Linked DNA regions of Homo sapiens: all the other regions are linked to region 1. The links are chromatin loops, found by intact Hi-C in ENCODE. Cell type or tissue: PC-3. All regions are shown on one strand. Each heading gives the region's core, and the rest is flanking DNA. Links, peaks and the distances in the headings are about the cores only.

Region 1 (8,104 bases), core at 1,575-5,574:
CACTAACACTTATTGAACCCCATAGTAAGCAATGAAATGGATACTCAGAGTATGAGTAAAGCACTGGTAGAAAATGTTGGCAGTAACAAAGGCAGGACAAATGTGTATTACTGATTTTTCTATTCAAGTGCAATGCAGAACCTTGTCATAGGAATCTGAAGAATAGAGGCAGAAAGAAAGTAATTCTTTACAAAATAAAAGGATATTGGGTGAGGTTTGTTATCTATAAAGATATGTCTTCATTCATTATGTCATTTATTTAACAAATGTTTACCAACTTCTTAGCATGTGCCAGGCAGGCCTTGTGGTAAGTACATTCGAGATGAATAAACCATGTTCTCTATGCCTTTGAGAAACACACAGTCAATTAGGAAAGATAAGATATGCACATAAGTAACTCTAACACAATATCTAGCATAGTATAGGTGATCAATAGGTATTTAATGAAATTTAATTTAATTGATTCAATAATTATTTATAGAGCATGTAGTACCTTCCAAACCCTATTCTGGGTGCTTGGGATACACCATTGAACAAAACAGACAGACAAAATCCTTGCTCTCAAGTTGCTTTTGTACTCACAAGGGAAAAATTTAATGGTATTGACAGAGATAAGTTGCTAGAACTCAAATGAGAAATGCAGATAAAATGTTACTAGCATTATATTGAAAGGTGGAATGGTTACAGTGGATGGGGGAGAGCCAAGGAATGTCATCCATACATTACAGCCCCATTTTGTTTTGTTTTCTGTTCTTCTTTGGAGATTCAGAAGAAATGCAATCCACGCAGAAAGGGACAGATGAGTCAGTCTCCAGTGAGCAGCTGGGTGTGCATGTGTCCTGGATCCTTAGGCACTTCATTGAATCTATATGCATTGGACATGTGGCTGGGACTACTAAGACATAAAGTTGGAGAGTTAGATGAACGCCTACAAACTTTAAGTCGGATGGCTCTATAGCATGCAGAGGGAACCTAACGAAGATTTTTAAAGAGAAGGATGATGTTATTCAAGTGATGTTGCCAGAAGGATGGATGTAGTAGTGTATCCAGAATTGGTTCCTTCCGGTGGGTTCTTGGTCTCACTGACCTCAAGAGTGAAGCTGTGGACCCTCGCGGTGAGTGATACAGGTCTTAAAGATGGTGTGTCCGGAGTTTGTTCCTTCAGATGTTCAGATGTGTCCAGAGTTTCTCCGTTCTGGTGGGTTCATGGTCTTGCTGACATCAGGAGTGAAGCCACAGACCTTCACAGTGAGTGTTACAGCTCTTAAAGGTGGTCCAGCCGGAGTTGTTCATTGCTCCCAGTGGGTTCATGGTCTTGCTGACTTCACGAGTGACACCGCAGACCTTCACATTGAATGTTACAGCTCATAAAGGTAGTGCAGACCCAAAGAGAAACCAGCAGCAAGATTTACTGTGAAGAGCGAAAGAACACAGCTTCCACAGCGCAGAATGGGACCCCAGTGGGTTGCCACTGCTGGCTCTGGTGGCCAGCTTTTATTCCCTTATTTGGCCCCACCCACATCCTGCTGATTGGTCCATTTTACAGAGTGCTGATTGGTCCATTTTGACAGAGTGCTGATTGGTGCATTTACAAACCTTTAGCTAGACACAGAGCGCTGATTGGTGCATTTACAATCCTTTAGGTAGACAGAAATGTTCTCCAAGTCCCCTACCCAATTAGCTAGACACAGAGCCCTGATTGGTACATTTACAAACCTTTAGCTAGACAGAAAAGTTCTCCAAGTCCCCACCCCACCCAGAAGCCCAGCTGGCTTCATGTCTCAGTAGTGTCATTGAGAATAAAAGAAAGGAATTGCAGGCAAAGGCATATTTATGTTAATTTAAAATAGTAAAATAGTGTGCATGTGGATCGTTTCTAGTCTCAGGACAGAAGCTGAAGTTTGTGCCCATGGACTATGCATCAAAATCTGTGCTCCTGAAGAAAGGCACCAAAATACTAGAGAAGAATGTTCTGCAAAGGCATTGCTGGTCTTTCTATGTCTACCTTGATATTTATAAGTCTCCTGAGGAGATTCTACTTTCTCTGTGGAATGATATTACATAATCATTTAGGAGTTTGACTTCAAGGCCCGCACAATCTATCTATTGCATTATACATGACACAAGATCCGGGCACAGAACAATGTGTTAAGATGATGACTCTACCACTGTGCTCACATTTGCCTCCAGGGAAAAGAAGGGCACTCTTGTCTCCAAAATATGTAACTCCTTTTCATCTCAGCCGTTGTGGCTGCACTTTATTTCCTTGTCATGTTAAGCTGAAGAAATAAGAGCAAAGCAAAGGGAATGAGCAAAGATATCACAGCTTTGCTTGTAGTGGTTCGTCTCAGGAGGTGAGAGAAATGGTGAAAATTATTGGGGAAAAAGCAAGACTGACAAGGTAGTGAGAGACACGTGAGTGTCTCCCACAGAGGCCAAACAGGAACACACCCAAGGCTAGGGGAAGTTGGGAAATAAGAAAAATAAAAACAGAAGATAAAACATGAGGGATAGCAACCTTAAAAGACACACATACACACAGATGGCTATTGGGTGGTTCCCAGCCATCCTAGTGAAAAAGTGTATCAAATAATTAAGTTGGCAGATGGAGTAGAAGAACAACCCAGAGCCAGCTTGGGCAGGGCCTCTGACTGTTTCTAAGATAAAGCATCCTGGAACCTTGGGAGAAAAGACACGGCACCTTTTTGGTTTGTTTGTTTTTTGTTTGTTTTGTTGTTTTGTTTTGTTTTGTTGTTTTGTTTTGTTAAGGAGGCCTTAGATTATTCAACTCTTTTTTCCCGTTCTCTCTCTTGTAATGTGCTCTACTACTTGGGAAATAAGAATTTTACTGTGAACAGAGGTAAAATTTTTATTACAATTTTAGAGAATGACATGGCTGAGATCTATGGAATGTTTAGAGCACGAAATGAACTTTAAACACTTGGATTGTTTATTCTATCTTTTCTGTTCCTATTTACTTACTTATATACATGTATCCCCTTAGCTGTCATGCTTTTCACTGCCTGGCAAACTCCTATTCATTTTTCTACACTTAACAATTAATTTAATTCTCATGTAAACCTTCACTTTCCCTCTCAAGTTAAGCTACACCTGACTTTGTCATTCCATGTTATTCCATTCCATGTATATGCCTTCATTCGCAGTGATTACAAGGTGTTTAATATTTTAAGGTTTATCTTTCCCTCTAAGTAGACCTGAGGGCCAGAGCTATCTGATTCATCTTTGTTTTCCCCATGCAAATAATGCAATCCTTGGTACATGAGGAGGGAATAATATATTTAGGGGCAGACGATAGGTACTAATAAAATAAACAAATGAGCAAATGAGTTGGCTGACCTCTTCCCTTCTCTTCCTGAGACTATGGGTGTAATTAGTGCTTTCTAGGGCACTGTGAGGACCTGCCACTCCCGTGCCCTATCCTTGTGACTGGCCCCGTGGGAATTTGCCTGGCTTTTGCTGGATAGGTCACCCTCCTTTTGGCTGGAGAATGATCAGGCCTGGGTGTTGGAAGTCAGATACACCACTGAGTCACAGTACCTCAAGGCACTGTGGTTCCACTCCATGTGTGAAAGGTCTCTCTGCAGCATTCTTGCAAGATGAGTTTTCTAATTAGCTTTCCCTTATAAGGTGCCAGAGGGGATGGTTGGTCAGCATTAGAGCCTACAGATGGGAAAACAATGGCCAAGAGACTTTGCCTAAGGCTACTGGGTGGGCCGAAGCCTTCCAGTTAACATCTGGTGAGAATTTAATGACTCAGTGCTCTATTCTCCACCCAAGGTTCTCTCACCTGCCAGTTCCTTTCATTCTGCTGGGCCTTGACCTCAAGAGCACGAAATTGAGTGTGATGTGATTCTACGACTGTGCTACTGGCTACATTTCGCATTGGTGACAGGAAAGCACGGGCTGAGGTGACTTTGTCTTTAAATGGCTAGAAGAGGGCAGACTGCATCTCTGAGTATCCTTGAACCTAACACCTTTGTTTAGGGTTGCTCTCCAGAAAAAGCTTGAGAGAAAGCCTAACAGTTTGCAGAGTGGTCAAGAGATTGAATAATAACTGAGTAGCAATAATACTCAGATGGGTTATGTCTTTTGACTATTTAAAGGACTTTTGTATACCACTGTATGCAGCCTTATGAAATAAATTGTGTATACACACACACAGACACACACACACACATACATATATCTAGGATAAAATTAATAAATGGTTCAGTGTTAAAGATTGGAAAATATGGGAAGAAAAACAAAAAAATTGACATTTAATGCCATCATCTAGATATAACTAGTATTAATATTTTTGTGTTTCTCTTTTCTATTTTTATTAGATAACATAGTTCCTAATATAGTAAAAAAGTGACAATTAAAATGTTTATTTATGGAGGAGGATCTGAGATAGCAAGACGGCTGGAAGAGTAGTTCAGGAATGGAGAGAGAATCAGGAGTTCTGATGACTTCATGTGTGATCTTGAGTAGATCTTAAAATTTCTCTTAGTCCTTAATTTTTGCCCCTACAGAAGGGCAGGAAATTTGAAGGCAATGTCAATAGAAGCTCAATGCCCTAAGTTGAAGGTTAAACCTTAAATACCAAGAATTAATGTGATAAGAAGTTAGTCTACATGCAGTAGACAAAGACACCAAAATACACCCTTTAACTTCAGAGCTACTGCCAGGATTTCTATGTATCAAGGGACTGTCTTACAAATTAATATATATTTTTTTTTTGAGATGGAGTTTCGCTCTTGTTGCCCAGGCTGGAGTGCAATGGCACAATCTCGGCTCACCACAACTTCTGTCTCCCAGGTTCAAGTGATTCTCCTGCCTCAGCCTCCAAGTAGCTGGGATTATAGGCATGCACCACCACCTCCGGCTAATTTTTTATTTTTAGTAGAGACGGGGTTTCTCCATGTTTGTCAGGTTGGTCTCGAACTCCCAACCTCAGGTGATCCACCCACCTCAGCCTCCCAAAGTGCTAGGATTACAGGCATGAGCCACTGTGCCCAGCCGCAGGAATTAATTATTTACCTGATCCCCATCCTTTTTTTTATGCCCATATTTTCAGGTTGCCAAGGTCTAAGAAAGGAAAGGGATGAGGTAGCTTAAATGACTGTAAGATGAGCAGCTCTTCTATCATTTAAATCCACAAAACTAGGCAACAAGGGAATCATCACATCAACCATCCTACACTAGTAGTTAGCTGTAGTATAAAAGGTAGTTGGCCCGGCGTGGTGGCTCACACCTGTAATCCCAGCATTTTGGGAGGCCAAGGCAGGTGGATCACCTGAGGTCAGGAGTTCAAGACCAGCCTGGCCAATATCATGAAACCCTGTCTCTACTAAAAATACAAAAATTAGCTGGGCATGGTGGTGTATGCCTGTAATTCCAGCTACTTGGGAGGTGGAGACAAGAGAATTGCTTGAACCCGGGAGGCGGAAGTTGCAGTGAGCTAAGATCACACCTCTGCACTCCAGCCTGTGCAACAGAGTAAGACTCTGTCTCAAAAAAAAAAAAAAAAAAAAAAAAAAGAGGTAGTTTTCTGCGTTCAAATTATCTCCCATTTAATGATTTGAACACACCTGTTCTGTGGGCCTCATACCCTCTCCTCTGATGCCCAGACATCACAACAAGAGAACTCTACCTAAAACAGGCAAAGATTGGAGGAGATGAAAAAATGTCCACCCTGAGTCAAAGGAATGGCTCCACCTTTAGGGCATACCTCTCCAGACTGGGAAAGCTAGTTGGAGAAGAACAAGAATAAAGGATATCTGGGTTTTCATTTTTGCCTTGCTGGCCTGTGGTTTCTTGAGATTTTCTTACCATAAATTGCCCGCTATTTAGGAGAGAATTTTGTTTCTGTGGGTTCAAAGAGACCAGGTAGGCTGTGGAAGAAAAAGGCAAGGGCTAGTGGCATTCACTTACTCCTGGGCTCTGAGCTCTGGGCTCTCTCTGGGAGAGAGAGGACCCTTCTATATACTTCTTAGTGTGTAACCCAGTCTAAGGTAGAAACGAAGAAGCTCTCAGGGCAAATGTTCTATCCAGGACATTGGCTGGAGCATTCCTTGTCTTGTATCATATTGTGGATTGGCAGCAAAAGGCAGAGAACAACTTAGGTATATAATTTGCAGAAATATCCAAACATTGTTGTCTGAACAAAACTCTGTTGAGTAAATGGTGATGGTGATGATGGGATGATCATAATTACTATTATTGATGTGTTCTGTATGCCGCTTTACATGCATTATTCTTTCTACAACCCAGTAAAAATAGGTATTATTTCTTCCATTGCACAGAGGAGGAAGATGATGTTCAGAACACAAACAACTCACCCAAAATCCCACAGCTAGTTATTAACCAGGACAGTATTGAGGTTTCCATAGCCTGTGAAATGTCTTTCACTATTTGCTGTTCCTAGTTTTGTGTTAGAGTCTTGGGTTTGGTCTATTACAGAGAATGCAGAATGCAAATTCTGGAGACTCCCCCACCTAACATGTCTGGGCTACTGATCCGAGAAACCCTCACAGGTAGATCTAACTTAACTGGGTACAGCTAGATGGCATTTTGTAGCAAAGGCTGTGAGCCTAAAGGCTGGGGATGGGGAGCGATTCAGCCTTCATGAATTGCAAATAATTTTTCAAGGTATCTTCTTAGGGAAGAAAGAGAGTTGGGGTCTCAGGATGGTGGGGAGAAGGAGCTGTGGTGGGGCCCAGTGTAGAAAGAGGAGGCCTATAGCTATTTTCTCCCTCTGTTAGGGCAGATCTCAGCTCACTTATTTTCCTTCAGCCTCAAACAAGTTGTTTTGTTTTTTTTTAATTTAGGAAAGAGAAAGATTATCTTTAAACAAAAGTGGCACCAATATCCTGCCATCCTGATTAAAAGCAGGATGAAGATAAAATGATTTCTCTATCCCTCATGGCCTACAAAGCCAACGCCTCCCAGGGAAATGGCCTTCTCCCAGCGGCAGCCCAGCTCTTCACCTTTGAAGCTGCCTCTAAACCTGTTTGCTTTTGGAGCTCCAATAAGATTTGTGCTTGCTGCCACAGGCTGGCCCAGATAGGCTGCTCGTGCTGAGACTATGGCTGTCTTCCCGGGTGAACAACAATGACAGTTAATTACATCAACCCAATTAGCAGCAGCATCCACTTTGTGCAAGCAAGGCCCACCTGTGGTCTTACCTATGTCTAGCAAAGGGCCCCCGGGCCTTAGTGGGGAAGCTGGTGAATTGGGAGGCTAGATGTTTAGCAGTGACCTCCTTTCAGAGCCCTCTTTTCTTGGAGATAAGTGAGGGAACTGGAAAAAGACCAATGCCTTACACCATAGTCAGCTAAACAGGCTGCAGATCATAATGGTTTTCAGATTATTCTGCTAGGTAGGAACAGAGTCTTCCCTCAGCACTTAGTGGATGATCAGAGGTGGAACTTTATCAGATTTTGCCTTTGGTAATGAGGCCGTGTTTGCCTTGCCTCTAATAGAACACTAAGAACAAAGGCCTCTCTATGGAAGGTGGGAGGTAGACAAGAGAATGTGACAGCTGTTTTCCTTGGCTCCACACTCATGTTTTCCAGCCTTTACAGGGAATCAGAAGTGCTGGGTTCAAAGGCTAAATCTAATCACCTATTAGCTGCTTACCTTGGGCAAGTTACTTAAACTTTCTGAGCCTTGCTTTTTTATTTGTTAAAAATGTGTCTAGACAAACTGTAGGGGTGGAGAGCAAACCAGTGATTGCCCAGGAATGAGTCAGGAGGGAATGACACAAAGGGCAGCGGGGTGGGTGGGAGGAGGAAAGTTCTGTGTCATGATTACAGTGGTGGTCTCACAGCTCCACGCATTTGTGACCCATAGAAGTGAACCTGAAAATAATGAATTGTACTGTATACACATTTTAAAAGCAAATAAATTCTAAAGAGTGATTAAAATAAGGGTGAGGATAATAATAAAAGATTTGAAAACATCTAGGACAATAAATGGCTCACATGTGTGCTAAATACATATCAATTGCTTTCTTTTCTGAGTCTGTTTCTTCATTCATAAAATGAAAATTAAAATATTACTTCTTATAATCATAAAACATGTTATCTTTGTCATAAGT
Region 2 (4,000 bases), core at 1-4,000, 610 kb before region 1:
TAGACCCATTTTTTTCTTAGGAAAGAGTTGGATCAATCATGGGAGACCCTGAAAAATTTCCTTACCTTTCCTAAGGTTTAATTTCCTCTTCTGCGAAATGGAGACAATTATATTACTTTTGCTTATTTCATAAAGATCTTGTGAGGATTCAATGAAATGAGGTTAAATTCTTTTATTAAACAGAAAGTTTTGAGTATTTGCCTAGAGAGTGATGTGACTTTTGCAGCAGAAGGTGGGAAAACATCCAAGGGAACTACATTTCCTCCAGAAATTGTTTCTTCATTACCATCGACCTACTGATTATGGTTTTCTCATTTTACACTTGGTGTTCTTACTTGGGATCTTTGTCCTTAAGCTCAACAGGGAGCCACAACCCAGGGGACCTATGTGTACACTTGGAGTTTTTATCAGACTATCATTTGAACTTACCACTACAGTTTAGCAAATGGCATGATGAGTTTGATTGATAATAGGAGTAGACGCAAGATACATTAAGTAGAGTACAAAGCATTTCATAACCAAAATGTCATGGTTGGAGGTCTTCATTATTCGGTCTTTATCTCATTCAGGAATTTCCACTTGAAAAATCTCTGATAAGCTTTATTTCAGAAACTGCTTGAACAGCTCCACTGACAAATGCCTCACTATCTTCTGATACATCGTAGGCAGTTCTGAGGGTGAGAAAGTTCAAAGCAGATAGATGTTTTAACACAACAGGAGGACTTTTAAACAATCACCAGGACTCACTCCTCGGTGGTCAATTGGGCCTGTTTGGAGGCCTGACCTTTGGTCATCTTAAGGTCATCTAAGGCAGAAAAGAGAAGCTCACTTATAAGTTGGCACTTCTGAATCATTTGCCTTGAGGTCCATTTTTTATTCAGCCTTTGTTTAAACCTTCTTAGGAAGCCAGTTTGTAGAGTTCTGGGGATAAGAAGGCAGAAAAACCATGTCAATTCAGTGCTTTTATTTCACAGAAAATGAAGCAAAGGCCTAGAAACTAGAAAGACATTTCTCAAAAAGAAGATGGTGAACTTTTGGAAATACTGAGATTAGACTACATTTTCCAATTTCTATCCCTAGCCCACTGCTCTTTCCAATATAATATCTGTATTCCATGGGAAAGACATGCCATCTGAATTGATGTATCGTAGTTGTTGAGATAATTTTGAAATGAGAAAACAATAGGGCACAGTCGTTTGGGAAGAATTTCCAGAAATTGCCATCATTTTCTTAAAGGCTAAGGACACTTATAGAGCTCTCCGATTTCCTATCTGATAAAAAAAGCCCAAACAAAGCTGCGGAAGCTGGCAGAGCCAGCAGATATTTTGTAAGGCAGCTTCACCTCTGCTGGCATTTTGTGGGGCAGGAGAGGGGGAGGGCAAAGGTATTAAATTTAGGCTTAAAAGCTCCTCAGAAATTCTTTACACACAAGAGACCAAGTTGGAGAAAAGAAGATGACTTGTGCCAAGGGGAAGAAAGAGAGAGACTAATGCCTGTGGTTTTCAAAGGTTAACAACAACATAAAAAAGCCAAGGTATTTGCACAGGGATGAATGCTCATTGGCTCTTGGCCAACAATTATACAAGGGCTTGTGCCCACATCCTGTAGCTGTGGTTTAGGGACGCTGCTCATGAGTGACTTCTTATGCTTAGTGGCAGGAAACTTTAGTCACTGATGTGTAAACTCACCTTTGGTCTGCACCTCCCACAACGTGCTCCGAAAGCAGTTAGGGGACTAGGCCTCTTGATTTCCTTGTAGATACCAGTTCCCCAGAAGCTAAGGAAAAACTCTGAGGCCTTGGAGTTACTGAGAGTGGACCAATACTTGTCTTATTCTACCTGATTTTGGCAACTGCTTAGGGTTCTTCTGTATCCACAAAAAGGAATTATGATATCCTCTGCTAAACCCTCTCTTTAGCCTCAAAGCCCAAGACCAAAAAAAATGAGCCATATTTCATTGCAGGCCTGCTGCCAATGTGAAATATAAGGAATAAAGTCATGAGACTGCTTCTCAACCTAGACCTTGTATCTCGTGTGCTATTTTATATTCGATTTTAAAAAGCTCTTAGTAAATATCTCAGTCCCCTTTTCAGTGAAGCCAAATGGAATTTGCAAGCCCAGTTTAATTAACTCCTACGTTTTTAAGGTAGATATGACAGATCATGATATATTGTGGATGCGTTGAGATCAAGTGTTCTGAACCACCAACTTGTCTGTCGTGTCCTGCCCATAATGCTTACCCCATGCATCTCAGAAATTCCTTTTCCTTTTTTAATATTGTCTGAGCACTCTTCACGGAATCTGAGATTAGAAAGGATCTTAAAGGTCATGTAGTTTAGCCTCCTTTGGTTGAGGTTGCAGGAATGCCCTCAACCAGAGCATGCACAGCAGATGGAAAATCAGCTTCTGTGTGAACATTCCAAGAGCCCAGAACTCCTTGCTTTCTAAAGCAGTTAATTCCACTACTGAGCAACAGCAACAAGTAGAAGGTTTTTCTGGACATTGCACCCAAACCTCTCTCCTTGGAAATGTATAGATTTGATGCTAGATATTCCTTTGAAGGTATCCCAAATAAATTAATTTCCTAGTTCACATATTCACACTTTCTATAAAGGCAGGTGCTCTCCTAAAAGGTAGTGACAGTAGTTTTATTTTTGTATTTAGAGACAAAACTCCAGTGAGCACAATCATTTTTAAATATGATGCATTATCCAGAGTCCTTATCGAGCTTGTCTCTTCTTTGTAGACTATTCTGTTTGGTAAACACTTCTTTTAAAATATTATATTCAACACTTGTCTTGGCAGTTCATATATAGATTAATCAGTGCAAATTAGAATGGAGTTGTTCTTTATTTGCCACTATACTGTTATTAATAAAATCCAGGTTTCTTCTATCACACTGTTTGTTCACATGAAATGTATGAATAACTTCATACTATAATATAATATATAACTCCTTTCCTGATTGGGTAAATTCATTGAAAGCACAAATGAGACCACTTTAGCATAGATTACTTTTACTGAAATTGTGTTAGTTCTGAGTAATTACTGTTTTCTTTTCTAACTTTTAAATTTATTTTCTAAATTATTTGTTTAACACTTTACCATATAATTTTGCCTAAGTCACTGTTAAATTTACTCTTCTCTAGCATCTGGCAACCACCAGTGTTTTTAAATGAGTTTTTTTCTGTCTTCAGTCTAGAGGACAAGGTGGGCATAATTATCGTGATGGACAGCAGAGCCAAAGCAGTAAACAGATGGTTTGATCCACGGAGTTCTTTGGAATTAGTTAGTTGATCATGGCGTCCCTAGAACAAAAATAGATGGACAGCCTACTTAAGTCTTATTTAACCTGTGGAAACAGAAGTGATTTGAAGTCCGACTTGAGTCAGCACCTGCCACTCCAGGAAACCCCCATCCTGATTGAACTTAGGGATCTCAATTTAATGGCAGCAGTTTCCACTGTCATGCTTGCCCGCAGAGAATGGCCACCATGGAACTATTCAAGAATAGTAGGATTTCCTTCAGAAATGTGTTTCTGGTCTTGGGGTTGAAAGCGTCTTTGGAACTTCCTAGGGGACATAGAGGCTAAGTGAAAAGGTTGTACACAATAAAACCACTTTTGCATCCTGAGCTCCCCAAACCTTTAGAAGCCTTCCTCTGGCATTTCAAGTTCATTAATGTATACTTTCTTTAGGTTGATAATTGAGTTAACAAAGCAAACTATTAGAGCCACTCTTAGTGTCCCAAATACATTGGATCAAGAATCCTGGCCTGGTCCACTCTAATCAATAAATTCTTCATGTTCCAACATTATGCTTCTGATCTGATAACCTTGGAATCAGTGCCCATACATGTTCTTCCTCTATAGATATAAGTTGGCAAAGCCTTACAATTATTTTGGAATTTATTTTACTCTCTCATGAATCACACTTGTTCACTTACTTTTTAGGAGTCAAATCTGTTTATAAGTTTAGAAACAATGCAAAATGAGGATAAAT
Region 3 (4,000 bases), core at 1-4,000, 250 kb before region 1:
TCTTGTAAAATGAGGAGTTTGGCTCAAAGTTCTCCAAATTGTTTGATTATGTGGCAGAAAGTAAAGAAGAAGAGAGTGCAGAGCTGTGACTCGTCATTTCCGGAGGGAAAGGAAAGCACAGAGGAATGTGTACTCTTGGTGTCCAGGTTCAGGCCTCCATCCTGATCACTAATTTTTGAGTTTGTCCCTTGAACTTTTACCTGTTTTCTTTTTATGAGACAAAACTTATATTTTAGATTCTGTCTTTGCAGTTTCTCCTCCTTCATACTGAAGCTGGCAATAGAAGACAGTGAGTGAGTAAGAAGTGTCTTAAACAAGAATGGCTGGAAACAGAGCTCTCTCCCAGGCAGGGTGGTAATGCCAGCAATTCAAAGAAACTAAGATGTGGCATCACAGGATGTCTCCAGTTTTTGGGGATCATGGACCCTCATATCTTGGCTTTCAAAAAGTGAATGGTAGGTGGCTGTTGACTGAGGCTTTCTTAGAAACATAATTTCATGAACTACTGGAAAGAGACAGGAACTTAGAGTCTACCCAGTGGAAAAAGAATAAATAAATAAATAAATAAATAATGCCCAAGAGCTTAAAAAAATGATAGCAAAGTTTACAAACTTGCCAGATAAGGGAACATACCACCAGTAAAATAATTCACTGAGAACTTTACTCAGGGGGTGGGGGGCAGGGGCAGGGTTTTTTTTTTTTTTTTTGAGACAGAGTCTTACTCTGTCAGCCATGCTGGAGTGCAGTGGCACAATCTCAGCTCACTGCAACCTCTGCCACCCAGGTTCAAGCGATTCTCCTGCCTCAGCCTCCCGAGTAGCTGGGATGACAGGCACCTGCCACCACGCCCAGCTAATTTTTGTATTTTTAGTAGAGACGGGGTTTCTCCATATTGGTCAGGCTGGTCTTGAACTCCTGACCTTGTGATCTACCTGTCTCAGCCTCCCCAAGTACTGGGATTACAGGTGTGAGCCACCGCGCCTGGCCAAGGGTCAGGGTTTTTAATGCTAGGAAGAGGAGGTCCTTGGTGGTTGGGTGAATGAAGGATTGAAAATTAGCACTCTAGATAAGGGAGAAGTGGTCTACAGATCTGTACACAGTTGGGCAAAATGAGCTCCATTGTCTTCAGTTAGGTTCAATAGAGTCTGGAGTACCCAGATCATTCAAGTCCATGGTCAAATCAGCTCCACTTGATTTGACTCAGTTATGATGAAACGGTACATAGTTTTGCTATTTTCTAGGTGAGTTTTCACATAAATGCAAAGTTTTCTTTTAATACAATCCAATCCCATCATTTTAGAGATGGGAAAACCAAGACAAGAAATGGAAAAACACTTGCCTAGTTTGAATGATTCCACATTTGTGTCAGAAATCAGCATTATTTTATCTTTGATGCTTGCCTGTTACTTGAGCTTGATAACTTTACAGCCCTGCCTCAGTTGAAGTCTTACCTCCTTTGTAAAAGGGGAACCTAGTTTGTAGTCTCCTTTTGTAATTTCAAGGGAATATAGAATTGCAAATAAAAATGAAGTGGGCTGCTACAAAAAACAGTGAGACTCCGAATTATCTAGGTTACTTAAAGAATAGCAAGACAACCACGTAGTAGGGCCACTAGAGGGAAATATCAAGCTTCAAATGGGCGACTGGACAATGTGCCCTTTAAAGTGACTTCTAATTCTAATGTACAATGGTAGAGGAACCATGAGTATTGTATCGTTACCCTCACTGTCTTCTCTTCTACCATAAACATCTTGAGAGAAGAAATAATGTCTTATTTACAGTTCCCTGAAATGTAGCAGGTGTCCAATAATACCTGTTAAATAACAGAATGAACATAAAAACTGTGAAGCAAACAGTTGGAGATCCTTTGGAAGGACATCTGTCAAGACTAGACTATGTTATGGCTCTTTATTTCCCTTTCATTTCAAAGAAGCTCTCAAAGTAATGTGATCTGAAAGAAAAAAAAAAAACAGCTAGCAACTTGCTCATCTATTACAGCTTTGTAATTCTGTTAGAGGAGAAGTGAAGCAATGGTTATATTAAAAAGCCCAGAAATAAGCTTCAATACTTGGCTCCTTCAAAGGATTTTGGGGTTGGGGGATTGAGTTTAAAGAAATTGGTTCTGAGGAAAATGCACTAAAATTAAAATCTTCAAGTTATAAAATGCCTTAGAGATAATATTGTCTTCCTCCATTTTAGAAATGAATAACTCGAGATGTCCAGGTGAAATACAATTTAACTAAAGTCTCCACATTTCTAGGTCTTACAAATTCAGAAATGTTAGCAGTGAATATGAGTACAGGATATAATCCTTCCTAAGATAAGAAAGATTTATACCCTTCTTTAGTGCCTGGGGAAAGCTCCTTGATTATAAACAGACAGTTGGTTGCTGAAGAGGATGCAGTTCACACACACTTCTGACACTGAGCTTATTCACTACAATACCTCTGTGTCCTAGAAACAGCTGTTTCATCTCCTCTGGCTCTGAGGCTACTTCCTGACCTATCGTCTCTCAAAATCCACCTGAGTTCTTATCACTGTACCCTTTTGCTAGTAAAGATGTGGCTACTGATAGGGGTCAATGCTGCAGGGGTTTATGGCCAGAAAGATTGGTAAGGGAGCTGATAAAAAACCTGATATCCACTGTGACAGTATCTGGCTTCACCAGTCACACTCTAGGACCTAGCCAAAAGCAAATACGTTGTTGTTTATGTAAATGGTTGCTGAAGAGGTCCTGGCAGGATTTTTGTTTATAGCAGGTGAATCTATCTCCACATGCTTATTAGGGAGTTAAAGCTGTTTCCTGTACCACCTTATTCTTTCCTGAATTAAGAATCTCAAAACACTAGACCCACAAGATGATTTACAGGTCATCTTGTATTCATTCCTCACTTTACAATGGCAGCGACTAAGTCCCAGAGAGGGGAAGTAAACTGCTTGATTCACAACATGAAGCAGTGACAGATGGGATTTTGGGACTCCTGGAATATCTTCCACCATACTCTTCTAATTTCATCAACACATAGAATGACAGAGTGGCCAGCATTCAAATCTACCTTTTTCTTTTTTTTTTTTTTTTTTTTTTTTTTTTTTGAGACGGAGTCTCACTCTGTCGCCCAGGCTGGAGTGCAATGGCATGAACTGGTTCACTGCAACCTCCGTTTCCCAGGTTCAAGCGATTCTCCTGCCTCAGCCTCCTGAGTAGCTGGGATTACAGGCACGTGCCACACTGCCCAGCTAATTTTTGTATTTTTAGTAGAGATGGGGTTGCATCATGTTGGTCAGGCTAGTCTCAAACTCCTGACCTCTGGTGATCTGCCTACCTTGGCCTCCCAAAGTGCTAGAATTACAGATGTGAGCCACCATGCCCAGCCCAAATCTACCTTCTTATAGGTGGAGAAACTGAGACCCTGAGGTTCATTTCACATGTATAAGGCAATACACATACTTAGTTGTAGAATTTGTTCTACAACAAAAATTCTTCACCTAAAGAATTTGGGGTCCATTGTTGAGCTACTGGGGATTTCTTGAATCGTGTATTGGGAGTGTGCCAAAATTGTGTGCAAATATGTTCATTTTTCTGAGTATATAAATTGTATTAGGTATTCAAAAGGGTCATGCCTCAAAAAAAGGATAGGTAACATTGGTCTATGTCCTAGATTACTGCTCATTGTGGCAGTTATGATGTATATTTTTAATTGTCTTAAGGCCATACATAAGAGGAGTTTCTGTCTTGACTTGTTGGGAAACTAGCAGTTCATCTCTTTGCTAAAGTAGTGTTTATACTGAATGGTCCACTTGAAATATCATTAGTCACTTTATAGGACAGGTAATGGCAGGAGAGGAGGGTGAATATTGAGAACAATGAGGCAGATTTTTGAACTTTTATATATTGTGTCTTAACAGGGAAAGTCCTTGGGGTTTTAACCTCCAAGGTAATGGATATCTTTGCCTCCTTCCCTCTACCTCTCTGCTCCTCCTGCCACACTGAAGGTCCCAA

Evidence for each region. A loop is a pair of places that touch in the nucleus more often than their neighbours do. Peaks named below come from ENCODE experiments on the same cell type or tissue, not always from the same donor. Only the 100,000 strongest peaks of a DNase experiment are listed, where the experiment ranks them.
Region 2: a loop joins it to region 1, with 4 times the contacts of the local background. A loop is called at or near these places in 2 of 110 quality-filtered maps.
Region 3: it touches region 1 in a loop (7-fold over the local background); 8 of 110 quality-filtered maps call a loop at or near these places.

Annotation. Positions count from the first base shown.
Region 1 is chr3:189,934,239-189,942,342 of GRCh38, forward strand. No RefSeq gene overlaps it. Among named protein-coding and RNA genes, the nearest start is that of MIR944, 110 kb to the left of the region's middle. RefSeq lists enhancers at 524-1,723, 3,012-4,211. In PC-3, for the core only: no CTCF peak of the experiment used is centred there; DNase peaks (open chromatin) are centred at 2,173 and 3,563; H3K27ac peaks cover 2,892 bases.
Region 2 is chr3:189,323,287-189,327,286 of GRCh38, forward strand. TPRG1 (tumor protein p63 regulated 1) reads left to right here. Exons shown (of 6, transcript NM_198485.4): 6 at 1-2,018. Among named protein-coding and RNA genes, the nearest start is that of TPRG1-AS2, 85 kb to the left of the region's middle. RefSeq lists an enhancer at 780-1,979. In PC-3, for the core only: no CTCF peak of the experiment used is centred there; a DNase peak (open chromatin) is centred at 1,565; H3K27ac peaks cover 2,348 bases.
Region 3 is chr3:189,686,042-189,690,041 of GRCh38, forward strand. All of the region lies in intron 1 of TP63 (tumor protein p63), which reads left to right. Among named protein-coding and RNA genes, the nearest start is that of TP63, 57 kb to the left of the region's middle. In PC-3, for the core only: a CTCF peak has its summit at 1,587 (motif pointing right); a DNase peak (open chromatin) is centred at 100; H3K4me3 peaks cover 282 bases; H3K27ac peaks cover 1,553 bases.